Regions from separate parts of the Homo sapiens genome. Here region 1 is linked to region 2. Evidence: chromatin loops called from intact Hi-C (ENCODE). Cell type or tissue: heart right ventricle. All regions are shown on one strand. Each heading gives the region's core, and the rest is flanking DNA. Links, peaks and the distances in the headings are about the cores only.

Region 1 (5,400 bases), core at 219-5,218, 300 kb after region 2:
ATGACCTAAACATACACCCAGGTATTCGTTTCAGTTAAAGCTCCCAGACCTCAGTTTTTTGTTGCTGTTGTTTGTTTTTGTTTGTTTGTTTGTTTTTACTTTACTTAGTCAATAACTTCCATGAAAAAAATCTGGTCACAATAATACATCCCTGAGAAATCAAACTAATTATTTTCAAATAATATGAAAAGGGAATTAGCCTGATAATTTGATGGCCATACAGAAACTTCACTTTCTTTTCTACCTTAACTCTCTCTTTTCTGGAACACAATAATATTCTCACTTATAATTTAGGAAGTTGTATTCTCTCAATGTAATGAAAAGATGGAAAGCTAGTTAAGTTAGAGAAATACAATTACATATATACTTCTAAACTTCAATTTACTTGTAAACATTTCATTATTATATATAGTATATTAAACAAGATAAAGAGAAAAATGTGATTATCAATACCTACTGTTTTATGTATTTGATATCCATTGTATGTAAACATTAAGAGCAAAACAAAAGCAAAGCAAATGCAGGGCATATATTACCTATTTTAACTGTGAAGGAATTGATGCTTAGAAAATTAATTTGTCCAAAATCATACAATTAGTGATATACTTCCAGTGTGTTTTAATTTAAGACAATAGAAGGATTTTTCAGAACAACTTTACTTATTTTTAAGGAAGTATTTCCTTGATCTTTCCAAGTAAATAGCAATTGACAAAGCCATTTTGGAATATAACATATTTGAATTTTCAAAAGAAAAAAAACCTAAATTAAGTATTTCTAATGAGAGAACTTCGGATTTAATTCGTGTTTAAAAATAAAAATTAACAAAATATAGTTCCTACTTGGAAAAATAAATATATTTACCCAGGAAAGTGAACTTATATTTTCATTTTTCTTCATATCAACGTGTCCTAAGAAATTAAGCCACTTGCTACACATTATATGTCTTCAACATTAAAAAATTAGAACCATTCATGTTCTAGAAGTAGCAATATTATATTCTATTATTAAATTATTGTAAACAGCTCCCTAGTTTATAAGGGCTTAATCACCAATGCAACAGATATTTGAAGAGCTACATTGCCAGATTTACTTTATAATTTTAATTAACTGCTTTTTTGCCTTTCTAATTAAATTTGCTCTTGTTATTTTTGATGTTTTAGCATTGGTAGAGAACAAACTTTGCTGGCAAGACTCAGGAATATTTTCAACAGTAATGATCATTTTCAATATGAAAGAACAAGAAAAGAAGAAACAGAGTGTTCTAAATACTAAGACTATGTTAAACAAATTTGGGGTATTTTAAAAAATTATGTCCAGGTTATAAAAATAAATCTTGGAAAGCAGTTATCAACATTTGCCACCTAAGTATGTCAGTTTTATTTCATATTTTTAGCAAGATTATATGCCATGAAATTTAAGTAGTTCAATGTGGTATTTGATTAAAATGTGATTTCATAAGGAAACTTTGTATATGGGTCAACTATTGATCATTGTTATAAATGGACTCATGATTTAAAAAAAGTTAAGATGCTAATTACTGAGAACATAAATTTATGTAATTTTCTATTTCCTTTTCCTAAAAAACCAGTGTTCTTCAGCTATTTAACCAGTTGTATCCCTTTTGTTCATGTCAAAATTCTCTATCTTTTTCAAAATAAAATTCATTATTTTTCTTTTAATATTTTCTACCTATTATCACCATAAAGATCACTATTCAATACATTATAGCTGTTTTAATGTTTGTTTAGTAGCTTTGTCTAATACCTTCTTGATCGAGAATTATTTGAATTATTCTATATAGGTTGCTGAAGGCATTTAATTTAGTGAGTAATTTTCTAAAGTCAAATTTACTTCCTTCTCAGCCCGATCAGCTTCTATATGTATTCTAACAACTTGGGACTTAAACTCATACTCACAAGTTATTTTTCTTATGTTGGAGAATCATCATTTACACAAATTTGGTTTTCTTTTAATTCTATCAATGAACATACAAATCCTTTGTTACACTAAATAGCTATCATAGAAAGATTAATGTTTGACATAGGTTAAAATTAATCATTGTCCCTTTCATTCCCAACAGAAATGACCTTTTCCCATGTACCACTTTCCCAGTTACTTAGGTGGTAACTAGAGACTATTTTTCAGGAACTTCTGAATTTCACTTGTTTTATGGACATAAACATATCCCAGATATTATAGAATAAATCTTTACAGACGTAGGCTTCCAGGCGCCATTATGTGACACTGCTATCTATCCCCACGCTCCCAATGAAGCTGACATTGTGTTGTTTCTTTTTATGTCCAATTCCAGCCAGTTGTGGCACAAGAAAGATACATTCTTTTTTTTTTTATTCTGGGTATTAGAGCAATTAGAGAACAATGATAAAAGCCACACTGCCCAGTAATGTCCTGCAATTATTTAAGATTACTACCATTTTCCAACAAACTCTTTCCATAGCGAATATGCAAATATGAACAATCATTCTTGAGTGAGGGCACAAGCCCTCTGGTAGCATTACTGGTGGGTATAGTTCTTTATTAGTGTCAGTATTCAATTTCTCTATTCATTTGACACTGTTGTCTCTCCAGGCTTCTTTCCAGTTACAGCTTCTTTCCTGGAAGATAGCTCTCTCTAGTGTCCCTTTTTGGGTTAACAAGTATTGTGCTTCATGATGGCGAGTTTCTAGGTTGTCCTGATTTATTAGCCATAGATGAACTCCTATCACTTTTACAGTCTGTTTACCAAAGTGGAGCTAGTGCTTACCATGCCACTACCTGTATTGTTCCCATTGCACATTGATGAAACATGGGCAGTTTGGGAAAATGGTCTGAACCTCCAAGTATCAGTGTTCCTTGAGACTGCCAATTGATACATTAAACCCTCAAATGTAGTTCCATCTGAGTGTAGCATAACACTTCCCAGAGAATAAGTTGGTGTACCTTTGGATGGGAGCTGTCTGTAATAACAGGCATCAAATATCAGTGAACCAGAGTGGCTGTTTTGCCTATCATACTGCTTAGAACACACAGTGGTCCATGTGCAAAGGACACCTTCATTGGCCCTATGTGAGTACAGTGAACTTCTCCCTTTAATATATTCTTTTTCTTTTTTTAAAAAAAGGCAAAGCAAATTTTTTTTTATTTCAGTTGTAGGCATTAATTATTTAATAGACATAGTATTACTTAATCTTTAGAGCAACTTGTTTAATCCTTATAAAAATAGTAGGTACTATTTCTATCCCAACTTAATAAATAAACTTGGCCTGGATAACCAGGCCCATCAAAACCTATGACCAATATTATCTTAATTCCAAAGTCATTTATTTATGTATTCATTCATAATGGATATACATATTTTGGAAGTATCTGTGATAACAATACATTCATAAAATACATGAAGATCAAATAAGAGTAATCGGGCTATCAATCACCTTAAATATGTATCTTTTCTTCTTGCTAGAAACATTTGAATTACTTCCTTCTAGCTATTTTTAAATGTACTATTGTAAATTATAGACACCCTGCTGATCTATTGAACAGTGGATCATATTTCTTCTACCTAACTGAATATTTGTACCCAATAATCCCTTCATTCTCTTCTCCCCTGTACCCTTAAACAGACCCTTAAGCATATAAATATTTATTAGTAAACTTCGCTGTACTATCCTCTTCCCAGTTGTCTTCTGGCATTAGCTAAGGAATAATCAATAACTCAGGCATCAGAATGATATGATGTCCCATGATGGTGGGAGCAGTTTTGATCCAGGAGAACCCTCAAATTGGGGCTCAACCCAGGAGGGTTCTTGGCTTTGACTGACAGAGTAAATTGAAAGCAAAGCAAGTTTATTAGAATAACAGAGTATAGAAAAATGGCTGTTTGATAGACAGAGCAGGGCTACCCTCTAGGCAGAGTAACACCTGTGGATTGCTGACCAGCTATATTTATAGCTACTCCTTAATTATATGCTAAGTAAGAAATGAGTTATTCACAAAGTTTCTAGAAAAGGGATGGGGAGTTCCTGGAACTAAGGGCTCCTCTCATTTAAAACCATAAAAGGTAACTTCCAGGCATTACCATGGCATTTATAAACTGTCATGGCACTGTTGGGAGTGTATTTTAGCATGGAAATGCATTATAATTAGCATATCATGAGCAATGAGAGCAATGAGAGATTGCTTTCATCACCATGATCATTTATTTTTAATTTTGGGGGGTACATAGTAGGTCTATATATTTATGGGGTACATGAGATTTTTTCATACAGGAATGCAATGTGAAATAAGCACATCATGAGGAACGGGGTATTCATCCCTTCAAACTTTGATTCTTTGAGTTACAAACAATCCAATTACCCTCTCTAAATTATTTTAAATATACAATGCAGTTATTATTGCCTTTAGTCACCTTATTGTACTATCAAATGGTAGGTCTTATTCATTCTTTCTAATTTTGTTTTGTAACCATTAACCATCACCATCTCCCTCCCCAACCTCCCGTTACCCTTTCCAGCCTCTGGTAACCATCTTCTACTCTTTATGTCCATGAATTAAATTGTTTTCATTTTTAGAACCCACAAGTAAGTGAAAACTTGTGATGTTTGTCTTTCTGTGCCTGGCCTATTTCACTTAACATAATGATCGTCAATTCCATCTATGTTGTTGAAAATGACTACATCTCATTCTTGTTTATTGCTGAATAGAACTTCATTGTGTAATAGGTACCACATTTTCTTTATCTCTCATCTGTGGATGGACACTTAGGTTGCTTCCAAATCTGAGCTATTATGAACAATGTTGCAACAAACATAGACGTGCAGATATTTCTTTGATATACTGATTTGTTTTCTCTGGGGTATATACATAGCAATGGGATTGCTGGGTCCTATGGCAGCTCAACTTTTAGTTTTTTGAGGAACCTCCAAACTGCTCTCCACGGTGATTGTACTAACTTACATTCCAACCAACAGCCAATGAGGTTCCCTATTCTCTACATCCTCATCTACATTTGTTATTTTTGCCTCTCTTTGGGATATAAGACTTTTTAACTGGGGTGAGATGATATTGCATTGTAGTCTTGATATGCGTTTCTCTAATGATCAATGATGTTGAGCACCTTTTCATATGCCTGTTTGCCATTTGTATGTCTTCTTTTGAGAAATGTCTATTCAAATTATTTGCCTATCTTTAGATTAGATTATTAGATTTGTTTTCCTGTGGAGTTGTTGGAGTTCCTTATATATTTTGGTTATAAGGTTGTCACTTCACTTTGTTGATTGTTTCCTTTGCTGTGCAGATTTTTAACTTGATGTCATCTCAATTGTCCATTTTTGCTTTCGTTGCCTGTGCTTATGAGGATTGCTCAATACATTTTTGCCCAGACCAATGCCCTGGAAATTTTTC
Region 2 (5,400 bases), core at 248-5,247:
TTTTTTTCTGGTATGACCTTTAATATGCTCAATTTCAGAATCTCACTCTTTGTTTACTGATGACTACTGAAGGTGTGACTGAATGATATTAATTCCCAAATCCCACCCTACAAACTAGCTGTTTGATGAGGTATCTTTATTATCATAAAACAAAAAGTAATAGGAGTGCAAAAAAGCAAATCAAAGACCAAAAATTCCATGTGGTATAACATACAGCTGCCATTTAACTGAAAAATCCCAAAATACAGATGCTAATTGGACTCTATATGAATTATTAAAATAAAGGTAATGAATATTCAGATATGTTGCAATCAGTAGTTCAGTAAACTATTGTTGAGAGAACTTCTAAATCCTAAATGAGTAAAAACATAGAAGCTTAAAATTATGTCAAAACATTCCAAAATTCTTTTCTATCTCACTACTAACTCTACAAATAATTTAATACGTTTGTATATTTCTTCATGTTTGTGTATGAGTGTGTGTGTGTGTGTTTTGTTCTGAGGTATTTTGTTCTGCGGTAAATCTCTAGTCAAAAAATAAATGACATAAATTACGTGTAATTTATTACACTAGACTCAGATTTTGTATACTCTTATTGTTTTATAGACTTTCATAGCCAAAGAAATATTTATCTCCTCACATGGTATCTCTAGGCATTGTGATTAATAGTCTAGAAATCAAACAGCGTAGGTATATAGCAAGGCCTATACTAGGGTAAAGGGAGTGAGGTGCTCTCAGATATAAATGTGCACATTAAGCCCCTCAGTAATCAAGATAGATAATGTTTAAATGTGATATTTAAAAAATTAAAATTAGTGCAAAAATCAATGATGAATAAAATTTCACATCTTATGTAAAAACAGGATGAGAATGACTAAATTTTACTTTTGTTTCAGGCTGTATCATGGCTCAGCACAGCAACATTGTACAGATATTTTCTAATGTCTAAGGCTATACATTATAATATTATCTTTTCAAAATTGGTTCCAAGGTCAATACTCAGAGAGAGTACACATTTATTCTCTAAACTGATATTACTAGCAAACTAATGCAGGAACAGAAAACCAAAGATTTTATGTTTTCACTTATAAGTGGGAGCTAAATGATGAGAACACATGGACACAGAGGGGAACAACAGACACTGGGCCTACTTGAAGATAGAGGATGGGAGGAGGGAGAGGATCAGAAAATAACTATTGGGTGCTAGGATTAATACCTGGGTGACAAAATAATCTGTACAACAAATCTCCATGACATGAGTTTACCTATATAACAAATCTGTTCATCTATCCCTGAACCTAAAATTTAAATAAATAAATAAAAATTATATACAGACGTATAATAGTATCTTTGGTATCTTGGTGAGTTTTGTATGTGAAATGGGGTCAGTAAGAGAAGCTTTCCAATCAGCTAAGCTGCATATTTTTCACCACTGGAAGTAACAATAATATATATATATATATATATATATATATATACACACACACACACACACACACACACATATACACACACACATATATATATATGCACTGTTGATGGAGCCCAAATTATTTTTTATGACTTAAAACATAACATATATTTTGAAATAAATATAATTTTAGAAATATGTTTTTTGTACAAACATAACAATCAAGAGATTTTTCTAATGTATAGGTATAAAAATGATAGGAAAATATTGGTACCACACAAAGAATGTGGACCTAATAGTCAAAGATATGTATGTACTCATAATGATAATTAAAAAAATATAGTTGATTCTCAGTTGGCCTTTATTTGGCTCAAGTTTGGAAATGAATATCAATAATTTATGTTTTGTATCATTCCATGAAATGTCATCATCAAAATATCAGAATTCCCCCACCAATTATTATTTAGTAATTATATTTACATAGGTCATTTTTTTTTCTCAGGAATTCAGGTATGAGTTTGCTTTCTGCCACATGAGAGAAATTTGAAGAAGAAATGCAGCTTAGCTACAAGCAGTGAAGGGGGTGATATGGAATCTGAATTTGGAGTCACAGAAATCTGGGTGTGAAGAAAACTTTCTAGTTGTGTGAATAGAAAAGTTTCTTACATTGTGTAAGGTTGATATCAGGTTTTACATCTTTATTTTCTCTAAATTAATTTATATTTACTAATATGTACCTCAATCCACTAGGCTATTAAACAGTTTAATATCATTCATATTTAAGTTCTGTCAACATATTCCTACATTCACCACTAGTGGAGGTAATCAGGAGGCCTTAAATAACATCACTGGACGAAAGGCTAAATCCTCCAATAATTTGAATATTAATAAATTTAGGATCTTACACAAGAAAACAATAGGTTGGTAGTTTGACATTCTGTAGAATATTGACCTTAAAGAATATTTGCTGTGGTGATGAGAGGTGAGGGTTAGAGTAAAAGGAAAGGAGGGTATTATGAGATGGCGGTGGTGGCAGCAGGAAATGGGTAAGCTACAGACTATCTTAACAGTAAAAAAAGATATATTAAAATTAAAATTTTAAGTAAAGAGAAACCACTGTTTGAAAGATACCACTAAAGGGTTTTCACAAAGACCAAAATTGGCAGCATGCTATATTATTTGATTTTTGTTTTCCACTTGGCCATGAGCGGAAAAAGGAGAAAAAAAAATTCTATGACAAGTTGTGCAGAAGTTGAAGGTTTCTTATTGTAGAAAGAAACCAAAGTCTAACTTAAAGTTGTTTTTTAATGTGCAATTGTGTCATTTTGTCATTTTACTTTGCGCAATGTAAAATGCTATACTAAAGCCTATTGCTGTTTTATTGTCTAATTAGCAGGTTATAACGAAGCTTATTGGAGAACCAAACTATTCAGTAATTGATTATCGGAAGATACACGCAATTAATTGAAAAGTCTTTTCTGTTTGTTCCCTACCCTGACCCTGGAAAAGTATTTCCTGTCTCAAAATTTTATTAAGAAGTATGTGACATTTCTATAGATGTTGAGATCAGGAAATATTCATTACATATACTTAACTACTTTAATCATTTTAAAACCATTTTCTTATGGTCAAGTATGCAGAATTGGATTATAAAGGCAAGATTTCGGCCTTACCCGTATCTTACGGTGATTTCCTTGAATTTCAGTTAGGAGGCATAAATATTTCAAGTCCTTTCAATAAAGAAGCAGCAAAAGAATCAACTATGATAGACAAGATTCTAAAACAAAATCTGACCGTACTACTTTTAACTTAGAATCTTTTAGTGGGTTTTCATTTTCCAGGAGACAATGCCTGTATCTTTTTTCTGGTCCGCTGTGACCAATCTTCAATTTCTTCCTCTTGCAACTTACTCTCCCATTGTGCTCCTTCTCCCACCTAATACACGAATTGTAATGACCTACTTATTCATGACAATCTGTTTCCTTGTACATTTTGGTATGGCTCTGTGTGAGAATCCTAAAAAGTCTGGCTTGAATTTGCACACATTGAGAGAAAATTTGCATTTGTGTCTGTCAGAGATTCTAGGGTCTAGTGAATCAATTTGACAGTGTACATTTGAACTGCTGACCCTTGGTAGGTTAGACCTGTGGCTCAAATCCTCAGGAACTTTTTCCACTCACACTATTTTATTTATTTTTTTCCTGCATCAGTGTCTTTTCTAGCCCACCCTTTCACTGAGTGAGGAGACTTCAATTGTCTCATATTTATTTAGAGATCTAATTTCTATTTCACACCAAAATCTTTGTCTCCTGTTATTGAACTGACCTTAAAATAATTAGCCTCCTGTGGCTGGGTGCAGTGGCTCACGCCTGTAACCCCAGCATTTTGGGAGGCTGAGGCAGGCAGATCACTTGAAGTCAGGAGTTCGAGACCAGCCTGTCCAACATGAAGAAACTCCGTCTCCACTAAAAATACAAAATTATCCGGGCGTGGTGGTGGTGCATGCCTGTAATCCCAGGTACTCGGGAGGCTGAGGCAGGAGAATCACTTGAACTCGGGAGGCAGAGGTTGTAGTGAGCGGACATCACGCCATTGCACTTCAGCCTGGGCAACAAGAGTGAAAATCCATCCCTCCCCCTGCCAAAAAAAAAAAAAAAAAAAAAAAATTAGCCGCCCAGTTTCCAAGATTGGCAAAGCTTCATGTACCTTGGAGTTCTCACCTGCCCATCTTTTTTTCCAAGCTCAGTTATTCATTGAAAAGAATATTTGTTATATTTGGCCAGAAGCTATGTGTCTTCAAAAAAGCAATTTTGTCATTTTTGTCTTCAGAATATATTGTCTGGCATATTTCCAAGATTGAAAACCACAAACTTATACAAGAGAATTAAAGGTGAATAACTCTTCTTCCAGCAATTCAATATATTCTAGATTGACGCCACTTTTATATGTAAAAAATGTTTAGTGCATGTTACTTAAAAGTGTTTTGTAAAAAAACTTGAATTTGTGATGCTCTAGTTCAGCCCTGTCCAGTAGAATTTTCTACAATGATAAAAATGCTCTATATATCTATGCCGTTCAATATGGTAACCATTTGCCATATGTGACTATTGAGTATTTGAAATGTGGCTAGCATGCCTCAATTTTTAAAGCTCAATTAATTTCAATTTCAATAGTTACATGTGGCTGCTGCTACTGTATTGGACAGGGCAGTGGGTGAGAGAAATGGTTTTAATTTTACCGTATGTAGCAGAGTAAGAAAAAAAAAGCAGGCCGGGCGCGGTGGCTCAAGCCTGTAATCCCAGCACTTTGGGAGGCCGAGGCGGGTGGATCACGAGGTCAGGAGATCGAGACCATCCTGGCTAACAAGGTGAAACCCCATCTCTACTACAAATCCAAAAAAATTAGCCGGGCGTGGTGGCGGGCGTCTGTAGTCCCAGCTACTCAGGAGGCTGAGGCAGGAGAATGGCGTGAACCCGGCCGGCGGAGCTTGCAGTGAGACGAGATCGCGCCACTGCACGCCAGCCTGGGCTACAGAGCGAGACTCCGTCTCAAAAAAAAAAAAAAAAAAAAAAGGAAAAAAACCGGAATGAAAACACTAGAACTATGGAGCTGTAGTGGGGTGAGAAGATTTAAATAAACTGGCACAATTGGTAAAATGAAAAATTGACAACAGAGCTGCTTCCAGTGGTTTTCAAAGGTTAATGTGGTCTGAAACCTAAGTGTCCATCAACAGATGAATGGATAAAGAAAATGTGGCACTAATGCACAATGGAGTACTCTTCAGCCATAAAAAAGAGATTCTTTCATTTGCAACAACATGGACAGAACTGGGGGTCATTATGTTAAGTGAAATCAGCCAGGTTCAGAAAGACAAACGTTACATGTTCCGGCTTACTTGTGGGGTCTAAAAATCAAGACAAATGAATTCATGGAGATAGAGAATAGAAGAATGACTACCAGGGGCTGGGAAGGGTGGTGGCAGAGGCAGG

What was found. Hi-C counts contacts between places; a loop is a spot of excess contacts. Peaks named below come from ENCODE experiments on the same cell type or tissue, not always from the same donor. Only the 100,000 strongest peaks of a DNase experiment are listed, where the experiment ranks them.
Region 1: a loop joins it to region 2, with 3 times the contacts of the local background. A loop is called at or near these places in 3 of 110 quality-filtered maps.

The regions. Positions count from the first base shown.
Region 1 is chr1:191,990,981-191,996,380 of GRCh38, reverse strand. All of the region lies in intron 9 of LINC02770 (long intergenic non-protein coding RNA 2770), which reads right to left. Among named protein-coding and RNA genes, the nearest start is that of RGS18, 160 kb to the left of the region's middle. In heart right ventricle, for the core only: a CTCF peak has its summit at 2,641; no DNase peak of the experiment used is centred there.
Region 2 is chr1:192,292,780-192,298,179 of GRCh38, reverse strand. No RefSeq gene overlaps it. Among named protein-coding and RNA genes, the nearest start is that of RGS21, 22 kb to the left of the region's middle. In heart right ventricle, for the core only: no CTCF peak of the experiment used is centred there; no DNase peak of the experiment used is centred there.